2 separate regions of the Homo sapiens genome follow, and region 2 is linked to region 1. A link is a contact called in ENCODE Hi-C or POLR2A ChIA-PET data. All regions are on one chromosome and are shown on one strand. Each heading gives the region's core, a stretch centred on a gene start or an enhancer-like site at or near the end of the contact. The rest is flanking DNA. Distances are from core to core; before and after follow the strand shown. Region 1 holds the start of PEX16 (peroxisomal biogenesis factor 16). Region 2 holds the start of CSTPP1 (centriolar satellite-associated tubulin polyglutamylase complex regulator 1).

Evidence for each region. Hi-C counts contacts between places; a loop is a spot of excess contacts on that map. ChIA-PET counts read pairs that join two places held with the same protein, here RNA polymerase II (POLR2A). Pooled maps may share reads with other maps.
Region 2: a loop to region 1 is called in a map of naive thymus-derived CD4-positive, alpha-beta T cell, with 9 times the contacts of the local background. The contact joins the promoter of CSTPP1 here to the promoter of PEX16 in region 1. A Hi-C loop is called at or near these places in 1 of 168 maps with a recorded cell type or tissue (naive thymus-derived CD4-positive, alpha-beta T cell), 1 of 37 single-sample maps with no recorded cell type and 7 of 50 pooled maps. POLR2A ChIA-PET finds 5 or more read pairs at or near these places in 1 of 52 experiments (activated T-cell).

What each region holds. Positions count from the first base shown.
Region 1 is chr11:45,916,212-45,921,743 of GRCh38, reverse strand. It overlaps PEX16 (peroxisomal biogenesis factor 16), which reads left to right and starts at 3,867. Exons shown (of 11, transcript NM_004813.4): 1 at 3,867-4,044; 2 at 4,251-4,286; 3 at 5,441-5,517. The coding sequence starts at 3,933. It also overlaps a transcript of LARGE2 not described here. RefSeq lists enhancers at 4,043-4,112, 4,059-4,811.
Region 2 is chr11:46,934,544-46,940,075 of GRCh38, reverse strand. It overlaps CSTPP1 (centriolar satellite-associated tubulin polyglutamylase complex regulator 1), which reads right to left and starts at 3,315. Exons shown (of 9, transcript NM_024113.5): 1 at 3,225-3,315. The coding sequence starts at 3,270. RefSeq lists an enhancer at 3,248-3,457.

The DNA of each region.
Region 1 (5,532 bases), core at 2,618-5,117:
AGCAGCTTTCTTGCTCCTCCTCCGGAAGGGTCTCCCGCCCCAGGACTTGCCCTTGACGTTCCTTCTGGCAGCGGAGCCTCCCAGGGCTGGCTAGCACTCATGGAAAGTTGAAGTTGTTTGCTTGTTTATTGCAGGTCTCCCTCCCAGAATGTAAGCTGCTCACCGGACTGGAACCTTGTCTGTCCAGTCCCCAGTGCCCAACCAGGGCCTGCACATACCAAGTGCTCAATACCTGTTGAAAGTGGATTGGAATGAGAATCTCCCCTCCCATGACCTGGAAAGGGGGCTCAGGCTGTGTCATTTGCCCAACTTCTGGCTGCAAAAAGTGAGGCAAACTCAAAAGAAGCTGTGGAAAGCAGCCCAACCTGAGACCCCCTTTCTCTGGGAGATGGGGAAGGTCAGGCTTTGGGTCTCTGGAGGGCAGGGATAATGGTTGCTATGGAGACTGATGGTGGCTCCTTGTGCACCCAGAAATTGAGAAGGGCCATGCACTGGCCACTCAGGCGTCTGGAGCTTGAGCCTCCAGCCTCCCTGATCTTCATCTGTAGCCTAAAGCTGGGGTGGGGAAATGTGATTCCCTCTCCAGGACCCTCAACAGAGACGGTTTGTGGGGGTTAAACATGTGAGACCAGGCCAGAACAGTGGCTTATGCCTGTAATCCCAGCACTTTGGAAGGCCAAGGCAGGTGGATTGCTTGAGCCCAGGAATTTGAGACTAGCCTGCTCAATGCGGCCAAACTGTATGACTGCAAAAAATACAAAAATTGCTGGGCGTGGTGGCATGTGCCTAGTACTTGGGAGGCTGAGGTAGGAGGACTACCTGAACCCAGGAGGTCAAGCCTGCTGTGAGTTGTAATCACACCACTGCACTCCAGCCTGGGTGACAGAGTGAGACCTTGTCTCTAAAAACAAACAAACACCATATGGGATCCATAGTTGGGTGCTGGCCCAGGATGAGTCTTCAATAAAGGGGCTGGGGGAGTCAGTGCAGGAAGCTGGGTCTGCAGATCTCACTGTAGTCACTCACAATGTTGGCCCTTCTTCTGGCTCAACCTCACCACTCAGGGAAACTGAAGTGCTGAGATACCTGCTAGGCCCCCAAGGGGTTGTTCTGGGGGCGTGGAGGGAGAAAGAGGGACACGTATGGGCATATAAACAGGTGCTGTTCCTCTTGGCCTAAGACCCATTTTGACCCAGCTCTGCCCAGGACTTTGCTGTGTGACCCTATTAGACGAGTGAGGCTCCATCTCTGGGCCTCTGGTACTCTCGTAGGTAAATGTTGGACTGGTCTACCTCTCTTCCCCTGTGACTTGGGGCAAACTGAAGGAGAGAGGATACGGCTCAATCTGCCCAAAGGTCCTTCCAGCCCAACAAAGACGGCCAAGCCCAGGCAGGGGGCCAGGGAGCAGGGGAGGGGCCTCCTGCACACACCGCAACTCTTTGTCTCTGGGCCCTAATCCGGCCTGGGATCTAGAGAGGAAATTCAGGCAGCCCTGCTGCTGCCAAGCTGGCTAGACCCATGCTCCCCTTCCCAGTTCTGCAGGGAGGGAGAAGAAACTGGTTCCAGCCCAAGCCCCTTCCTATTCTGTCCTGGGGAGTCTGCCCCTCTCCCCTCCACACCTTGCTCTCAGAATCAGGACCTCCAGCCCAAGGAGTGCTGAAGAACCTCAAATTCTCTCTCTGTACCCTCTCCACAGCTGCAGAGGGAGGGCTGGAGGAGTGGCCAAACTGGAGGTTTGAGGAACAAGTTCACTAAGGTGTTGGTGCACAGCAGGGCCCTGCAGGGCTCAGTGGCTCACACCTATAATCCCAGCACTTTAGGAGGCTGAGGTAAGCGGATCACCTGAGGTCAGAAGTTCGAGACCAGCCTGGCCAACATGGCGAAACCTCGTCTCTACTAAAAATACAAAAATTAGTCAGGCGTGGTGGCGGGCGCCTGTAGGCCCAGCTAATCGGGAGGCTGAGGCAGGAGAATTGCTTGAACCTGGGAGGCAAAGTTTGCAGTGAGCTGAGATTGCACCATTGCACTCCAGCCTGGGCGACAGTGAGACTCCGTCTCAAAAACAAACAAACAAACAAACAAAAAACAAGGTGGGGCAGAGGAAGGGAGAAGGAGCCTCACCTTGAGGGCCCTGAGCCTAGGTCCTAATCCCAGTTGCTAACTGGCCTTATGACCAAGGAGCCTCAACATGTCACAGCTTTTGTGGGCTGTGGGCAGTAGGAGAGAGGGCACTGCCACTGGAGACCTGCGCTGTGGCCTCTTTGGCCAGTGCCTTGCTGTGCCATGTGGGACAAATCCTTTCCCCTCCTTATTGGGCCCTAATTTCCCATCTGTGAACAGTTCATAGCAACTTGGGGCTGCTGGGAGGAGGGCAAGCAAGCCTGGAACCCAGAGCGTGGCCAGAAATGATGTCGACGATGCCCATGACCACCTCCTCTGTTCTCCAAGACCTTTGCCTCTCCTCAGGCCCCTGGTCACCTTTCCCTGGGTCTTCGTTCTTTGATGTGAGAAGAGGGCAGCTTTAATCCCCCACCTGATAGAGAAGAAAACTAAGCTGTGGAGTAGGGTGGAGTGAGGGAGTGGAAGGAAGGTTGTGGTTTCCTGGTGAGGTGTGATGCTTAGACCTGGTCTCTAAAAATAAAATTAAAGTTAAAAAAAATGAATTAAAAAAAACCGCCTAGTCTCTGAGGTCAGAAAAGACCAACACTCAAATTTTGGCTGGGCGTTCTTAAAAGGATGCTTTCTTCATCTGGAGATATCTGGTGGAGAGGATTAGGTAAAATAATGTATTACTATTCTCAGGGTACCATAAATCCGCTGGCCCGCTCCCTCAGGCCACTGGCCCACGGCTCCACCCATGTCACGCCCCTTTCCCCGCAGCCAATCAGCGCTACCTCCCCAGAGCGCCCGTTCCCTCCACCACTCGCCGCAGATCTCCCGGTGCCACCCGTTCCAGGGAGGCTGCTTGGTTTGGGAAGATACTCCCCAGGGGTCTCCCCTTCCCTTGGGGGCGCAGCTGAGGACTGCGAGGTGCGTCCGAGGGCCAGAAAGCTGAGATCGATTCTGAGTTCAAGGATCAAGTCTGCCCTCAAACCATTTTACAGATCGGGAAATCCGAGACCCAGAGAAGGGATACTCCCGCCCAAGGGCCACCGAGCCGAGAGAAGCCCGGGCCAGGGCTTTCTTCGCGTATGTGGGAATGCAGGCGCGAGCCCTTTGGGGGGCACAGTCCATACGGGAGCTGAGGCCGAAGCCGGAGCACTAACTGTGCTGTCTAGGGGATCGAGACGGCACTAGAGGGCTGGACTCCTTACTGCCTCAGTTTCCCCAGCACTACCTTTGTTGAGGAAACGGAGATGGGGATACTGGCCGAACGCGCGCCTGCTGAGACACAGTGCAACTGTATTTAGACGCCCCGCACCTCCCCAAATCTGATCGAGGCTCCTTTTTTCAAGCACCCGCTATCTCTCAGCCCTTTAAAATCCGGCCCTGCCGTTCGAGTCTCTCGGCGTTCCATTGGAAAGACTCGGGGCTCCAGCTCCCTTCTCTAGAATGAACTGCTCTGACTGCCGCCCGGCTTTACCGGAGCTTTAACTGCGCAGGCGCAAGGGCAGCCAACCCGGTAAACGGAAGAGCTGGGTGCTGACGGCGCTGGGCGGGTCAGGGGCGGAGAGCGTGCTAACCAATGACTTGAGGGAGTAGGGGGCCGGGTTTGGGCCCTCAGTTGCTAAGGGCTACCCGAGTGGGAAGCGGTTCAAGAGATGGGGTGAAGGGTGGTTCACCGGTTCTTCAAGTCCTCAGCCTTCTGGCCCGCGGAAGTTAAGCAACCAAGAGGCGGGCCTAAGACCGGAAGCAGGAAGGAGGGCGCAGGAAGCAGGGCGCCGCAGCCTGTCGTACGGTCCTTCTGTGGGTCTGTCGGTGCCGAGGGCAGGATGGAGAAGCTGCGGCTCCTGGGCCTCCGCTACCAGGAGTACGTGACTCGTCACCCGGCCGCCACGGCCCAGCTGGAGACAGCAGTGCGGGGCTTCAGTTACCTGCTGGCAGGTGCCACCCTGACCTTTGATCAGTTCCTTCTGGGCCCTGACCTATGACCCCAGTGGCCCCCTTCCCTGCGGAGTCAGGGTAGTGATCGCTGTGCTTGAGAAGACCCGTCCAGGTTCCCAAAGGGCGTAGGGAGGGGATTTCCGGGACCCGAAGACGAAATGTGAGGCAGATGCTCACTCACACCTCCTTCTGTACCCTCTCCCCAGGTCGATTCGCCGATTCGCACGAGCTGTCAGAGCTGGGTGAGCCGGGCTCTGGGGGTGGGGGATGGGGGATCGGCTGCCTGGCCCCTGGTGAGTTCCCCAGAGAGGGTGAGCACCCCAGCCCGAGGACCTGGGCTGCCCGTTAGACACCTTGTGCTATGACTGAATCGGCACAAGGTCTGTTGTTCATTGTCCTGGGCCCTCCATGTCCCTAAGTCAAGAGACACGTCTGGGGACCTTATCTGAGTATTCACTACTGGCCAGGCGCTGGACTAAGTGCCTTTCTTACCTTTACTTGTTAATCCTCCCTACAGTCATATTAAGTGGTACTTATTGTCATCACTGTCCATTTAAGGAAGAAGCTCAGTGAGGTTAGAGAACAGTCACTGATGGTCCCAGAACCAAGATTCAAGTCTAGATCTCCCAGATTCCAGGATTCCCAGATTGTAACTACCTCAAGAGTGTTTGCCCAGTGACTGCTGTCACAGTCCTGAAAGAATGCACTGGGTTTTGAAAAGCAGAGGTGAGGCCAGGTGCAGTGGCTCACACTTGTAATCCCAGCACTTTGGGAGGCAGAGGCAGGTGGATCACGTGAGGTCAGGAGTTCGAGACCAGCCTGGCCAACATGGTGAAACCCCATCTCTACTAAAAATACAAAAATTAGCTGGGCATGGTAGCAGGTGCCTGTAGTCCCAGCTACTTGAGAGGCTGAGGCAGGAGAATTGCTTGAACCTGGGAGGCAGAGGTTGCAGTGAGCCGAGATTGTGCCATTGCACTCCAGCCTGGGCAACAAGAGTGAAACTCCGACTCAGAAAAAAGAAAAGTGGAGGTGGAATAGACCCTCAGGAACAGGCTGCCAAGAGAGAAAGGGCCAGGAGGTGGGACCGTGTATCTGTGGCAGTTCAGAGAGCGATGGGCAGTTGTGGGCAGCTGGATGACCAGTGCCATCCAGCAGGGCAGTAACTGGCTTGTCACTGAGATTGACCCATCCTTTCTTGGTCCAGCCACCCTTGTGAGATCATGTTGGGGAGAGGGGAGTGCTGAGGAAGTGGGTGGAGAAGAAGGTTGGTTTCCACATAGTCTGTGGGTGTCTGAGCAGAGCATGTGACAGGTGATCCCTGCAGCTCTGGGGAGAAGGTGAGAGGGATGGAGGCTGCAGAGCCAGCCTCTCAAGGCCACTCTCTACCCCTCAGTGTACTCTGCCTCTAACCTGCTTGTGCTGCTCAATGACGGGATCCTACGGAAGGAGCTTCGGAAAAAGTTGCCTGTGGTGAGAATTCTGCCA
Region 2 (5,532 bases), core at 2,066-4,565, 1.0 Mb before region 1:
ACATGGAGAAACCCTATCTCTACCCAAAATACAAAAACTTAGCCAGGTGTGGTGGCTCGTGCCTGCAGTTCCAGCTACTTGAGAGGCTGGGGCAGGAGAATGGCTTGAACCCAGGAAGTGGAGGTTGCAGTGAGCCGAGATGGTGCCACTGCACTCCAGCCTGGGTGACAGAGTGAGACTCTGTCTCAAGAAAGAAAGAAAAGAAAAAACAAAAGAAACGGAAATTACTTCAAGATGTATTAAATGAAAAAGTATGCACTGTATACTCCTTTATGTATATAATAAACTCTGGAAAGATACACAGGAAAACAATAATAGTGGTTACTTTTGGGAGGCTGAGGATGGATGGAAACTGGGCAGATGGAGGCAAAGGGGTAGGCTTTTCACTAAAAACATCTACCTATCTATCTATCTATCTATCTATCTATCTATCTATCTATCTATGCATTTTAGAGGCAGGGTCTCACTCTATCATCCAGTCTGGTCTTGAACTCCTGACCTCAAGCAATCCTCCTACGTCAGCCTCCCAAAGTATTGGGATTACAGGCATGAGCCACCATGCCAGGCCTAAAAAATACTTTGAATCAAGTTTCCATATTACCAACCTTAAAAAATATTTTAAAATTAATTTTTAAAATAAGTTAAACAAAATGTAAACCAGAATTGTTTTTCATTTAAAAAGATGTTGGCTGGGCGCGGTGGCTCACGCCTGTAATCCAAGCAGTTTGGGAGGCCGAGGTGGGTGGATCACCTGAGGTCAGGAGTTTGAGACCAGCCTGACCAACATGGAGAAACCCATCTCTACTAAAAATACAAAATTAGCCAGGCGTGGTGGCGCATGCCTGTAATCCCAGGTACTAGGGAGGCTGAGGCAGGAGAATCACTTGAACCCAGGAGGCGGAGGTTGGGGTGAGCCCAGATCGCATCATTGCACTCCAGCCTAGGCAACAAGAGTGAAACTCCATCTCAAAAAAAAAAAAAAAAAAAAAAAAAGATGTAAGCCAGGTGCAGTGACTCACACCTGTAATCTCAGTACTTTGGAAGGCCACAGTAAGAGGCTTGCTTGAGCCCTGGAGTTCAAGACCAACCTGGACAACATAGTGAGACTCTTTCTCTACAAAAAATTAAAAAATTAACCAGGGATGGTGGCATGTGCCTGTAGTCCCAGCTACTTGGAAGGCTGAGGTAGCAGGATCACTTGAGCCCGGAGGTTGAGGCTGCAGTGAGCCGTGATAGTGCCACTGCACTCCAGCCTGAGTGACAGTGCCAGACATTGTCTCAAAAAAAAAAAAAAAGAAGAAGAAAAAAAAAAAAGATGTGCATGGTACATCCATACAATGGAATATTATTCAGAAATAAAAAGAAATGAGTTATCATGCCACAGAAAGACATGGAGGAAACTTAAATGCTTACTGCTAAGTTAAAGAAGCCCATCTGAAAAATTTACACACTGTATGACTCCAACTACATGATATTCTGGAAAAGGCAAAACTTTAGAGACCATAAGATCAGTGGTTGGCAAGGGCTGCAGGGGGAGGGAGAAGGATCAATAGGTGGAGCACAGGGGATTTTTCAGGACAGTGAAACTATTCTGTATGATAATGGAATGGTGAATACATGACATGCATTTATCAAAACCCACAGAACTGAACAACACAAAGAACCCTAATGTAAACTATGGACTTTAGTTAATAATATGTATCTATAATAATATATCTATATAATAATAATAATATATAATATATTATTATATATTATAAATATATATGTTTATCCATTGTAACAAATGTACCACACTAATGCAAGATGTAAATAATAGCGGAAACTGTGAGTGAGGGAGACCCAAGGTATATGGGAACTCGCCGTACTATCTGCTCAATTTTCTGTAAACTTAAAACTTCTCGCCATGTGCAGTGGCTCACGCCTGTAATCCCAACACTTTGGGAGGCCGAGGTGGGCGGATCACCTGAGGTCAGGAGTTTGAGACCAGCCTGACCAACATGGTGAAACCCCGTCTCTACTAAAAATATAAAATTAACCTGGCGTGGTGGCGCATGCCTGTAATCTCAACTACTCGGGAGGCTGAGGCAGGAGAATCGCTTGAATCCGGGAGGCAGAGGTTGCAGTGTACTCCAGCCTGGGCAACAGGAGAGAAACTCTGTCTCAAAAAACAAAACAAAACAAAACAAAACGTCTTTAAAAAAATAAAAGTCTATGAATTATTTAAAATGTGTATTGTGGCCGGGCGCGGTGGCTCACGCCTGTAATCCAAGCACTTTTGGAGGCTGAGGCGGGCAGATCACGAGGTCAGGAGATCGAGACCATCCTGGTTAACACGGTGAAACCCCGTCTCTATTAAGTATACAAAAAAGTAGCCGGGCGAGGTGGCGGGCGCCTGTAGTCCCAGCTACCCGGGAGGCGGAGCTTGCAGTGAGCCAAGATCGCGCCACTGCACTCCAGCCCGGGCGACAGAGCTAGACTCCGTCTCAAAAATAAAATAAAATAAAATGTGTATTGTGTGCATATGTGTGTGTGTGTACATATCTATGCGTGTGTGTGCCTTTTTTCATTCATTAAATGCCTTATACACTAAAGATGCTCAACAAAGTACTACATATACAGTCTTAGCTCAAGAGCCAAGTCAATATCTCAAGTTCTGTTGGAGTGGGCAAATCCGGTTCTGATCCTAGCGCTACCATTTTCTAGCTGTGTGGCCTAACTTAACGCAAGTTACCTCTTCAGCCCCAGTTTCTCCACCTGCAAAACTGGAAGAAAACACGGTAATTCCTCCTAGGGCTGTTGAGAAATTCAAATGAAGAATGATGCATGAAAAATGCTTAGCACAGTGCCTAATGAAAAAGAAAAGCTCGAAATGTTCGCTGACTGATTTGGCACTTGAGGTTCCAAGGTTATTCTTACTCCACTACCAGCATATCAATAATACCCCAACAGGGCCCCAAATCCTCAACGCCAACCTGACCCATTTGAACACAATCCACATTGCCTGAGTTCCAGCCCCTACACTTCAAACATTCTTTACTTCCCAGGTGCTTTTTTCCTTCCTGCTCGGCCTTACAGGCTCAGGCCCTGGAACCCCCGCCTCTCCGCCCCTCCCCATACCACCCGGACCCGATCCCACTCAGACCCCGCCCCCGCCTCCTCCCAGACCCTGGCCTAATTCGTCTGCACGTCTTTCCCTCCCCAAAGTTAAAGGGGGTTCCTACCCAGATACTCGTAGTCCGGTAGGGCTAGGCGCTCCGGACTCAGCATCCTTTGACCGGGGTGGCTTCAAAGCTCCAGCTCTCCGGCTTCCGGAACCCAGGTTGCCGTCTCTCTCCGTTGCCATGGCACCCACGCGGCGGAAGGGGGACGGGAGCTGGAGGAGGTGTCACACAAACAGTCTCCGTGTCGCAAAGTGGAGCTGGCCACTCAAGTTCCGGGGGCAGTCGCTTCACGATGGTCCAGGTTTCTTTGGACTCCCATTCTTGAAGACTTGGTTTTAGAGGAATCTGAGATGAAGAATTCTTTTGAATCCGTTATGTTTCCCAGTGTCGAAGAATTACTGTCAGCCGCCCATATACGCAGTTTCTGAATTTCATAACTATCCCTGCTTTTATACACTGTTTATCCTAACTCAGTAATAGCCCCCGCCCTTTGGCCCCCATAAACACTTAGTATCCCATTAGCTATTTTTATCTCTTTGGTATTTACTATCTTAAATTGCTACAAAGTGCTTACGTATGCATATACCCTGGATGCTTCTAGAGGTCAGAGATGTGTCTTTTCTGCCTATGACGGCTGGACACACAAAAGGTACTCATTAAGTCCTCTGAACTAATTGCCATTTCTTCTCAATTCTCACTCAGTCGCCCAGGCTGGAGTGCAGTAGCGTGATCTCGGTTCATTGCAACCAGCGCCTCCCGGGTTCAAGCGATTCTCCTGCCTCAGCCTCCCAAGTAGCTGGGATTACAGGCGCCCGCCACTCCGCCTGGCTAATTTTTTGTGTTTTTAGTAGAGATGGGGTTTCACCATGTTGGCGAGGCTGGTCTGCAAACTCTTGACCTCAGGTGATCCGCCGACCTCAGGTGATCCGCCTGCCTCAGGCCTCCCAAAGTGCTGGGATTACAGGCGTGAGCCACCGCGCCCAGGCTCAATTCCTTTTTATCTTTGGTTCTTCTTTCTATTCCTAGCCCTTACTATTTGGTACCTTTCCCAGGTGTCTTTCCTTTTTCCTACCAAGACATTGCTCTTCTTGAGGGAGAGGGGCTGCAGAAACGAGGACACCAGTTAGATTTTTTTCCCTATATGCCCAATTGCTCACTTCTTCTTTAAGAGAATATTCACTGGTTTTCAAGTTCCTAAATATTTCTTTTCGCCCCTCTCCACTCCTGACAACAGGTCAGAGATCTGTAGCACTAGACACAGTTCAGACATAGCAGAAAAAGCCACTCTGTCCTCACTTTTTTAGTGCCCTCCCCCTCCAACAAGGTGAGGTTTGTGAAAAAGAGACAAAGAAAACAAAATCAAGCTATCAAAGGAATGACTGGGAAACCAGTAGACCACCTACACTGGGAGGAAAAGGAAAGAGGAGGTTCTTCTCTTTGTGTTCCGAGTGGCCTATTCTTAGCGTCCTCCAGTAAGGAGCCTCAAACCTCCTAATTCTTGCTTTCCCTTAAAATTGTATATGTGTCTCAATTCTAGGCTCCTGTGAGTCACTCTAAGTTTGGATGTGGTGAGGTTAAAAGGACAGAGCCAAAGTAGGAGCAGGGCTTAGTGTCTTGAGGCAAATTTACTAATTTGGTATTTGGTGTGAAGTCCAGCAAATCTGATTTTTTTTTAATTGCCTTCTTATCTGCTTCCCCCATCTAGCTTGAGGTTATGGGAGGTTCATATGTTCCATAACTGTGGCTTTTTACTATTTTATTAATAAGGTAATACCATAGTAATTATTAAGTGATAATTTTACTTTATTCCCAAGCAACTTGTAGCTATTTGCAAATAATCTTATTTGTCCTCATAAAAACTTTCTGCTGAGGTGGGCGGATCACGAGTTCAGGAGTTCGAGACCAGCCTGGCCAATATGGAGAAACCCCATCTCTACTAAAAATACAAAAATTAGCCAGGCGTGGTGGCGCACGCCTGTAATCCCAGCTACTCAGGAGGCTGAGGCAGAAGAATCACTTGAACCGGGGAGGCAGAAGTTGCAGTGAGCCAAGATCGCACCACTGCACTCCAGCCTGGGCGACACAGCGAGACTCCGTCTCAAAAAAAAAAAAAAAAAAAAAAAAAAAACCTTTCTAAGGCACTTTTCCATTTTCTAACTAGGGAAACTGAGGCACAAGTCACAACAGTGACTTGTCTAGTGACTTGTCTAGCATCATGCAGCCACATAGTGGTAGAGCTACAACTGGATCTCAGCTATCCCAACATCCAGGCCAGTGGTCTGACCACTAAACCACACAGTCTCTTTTTTTAGGGTTTGTTGACCTGGCTTTTATTTATTTATTTTTCCTTTTGCTCTGCCCTGCTAGC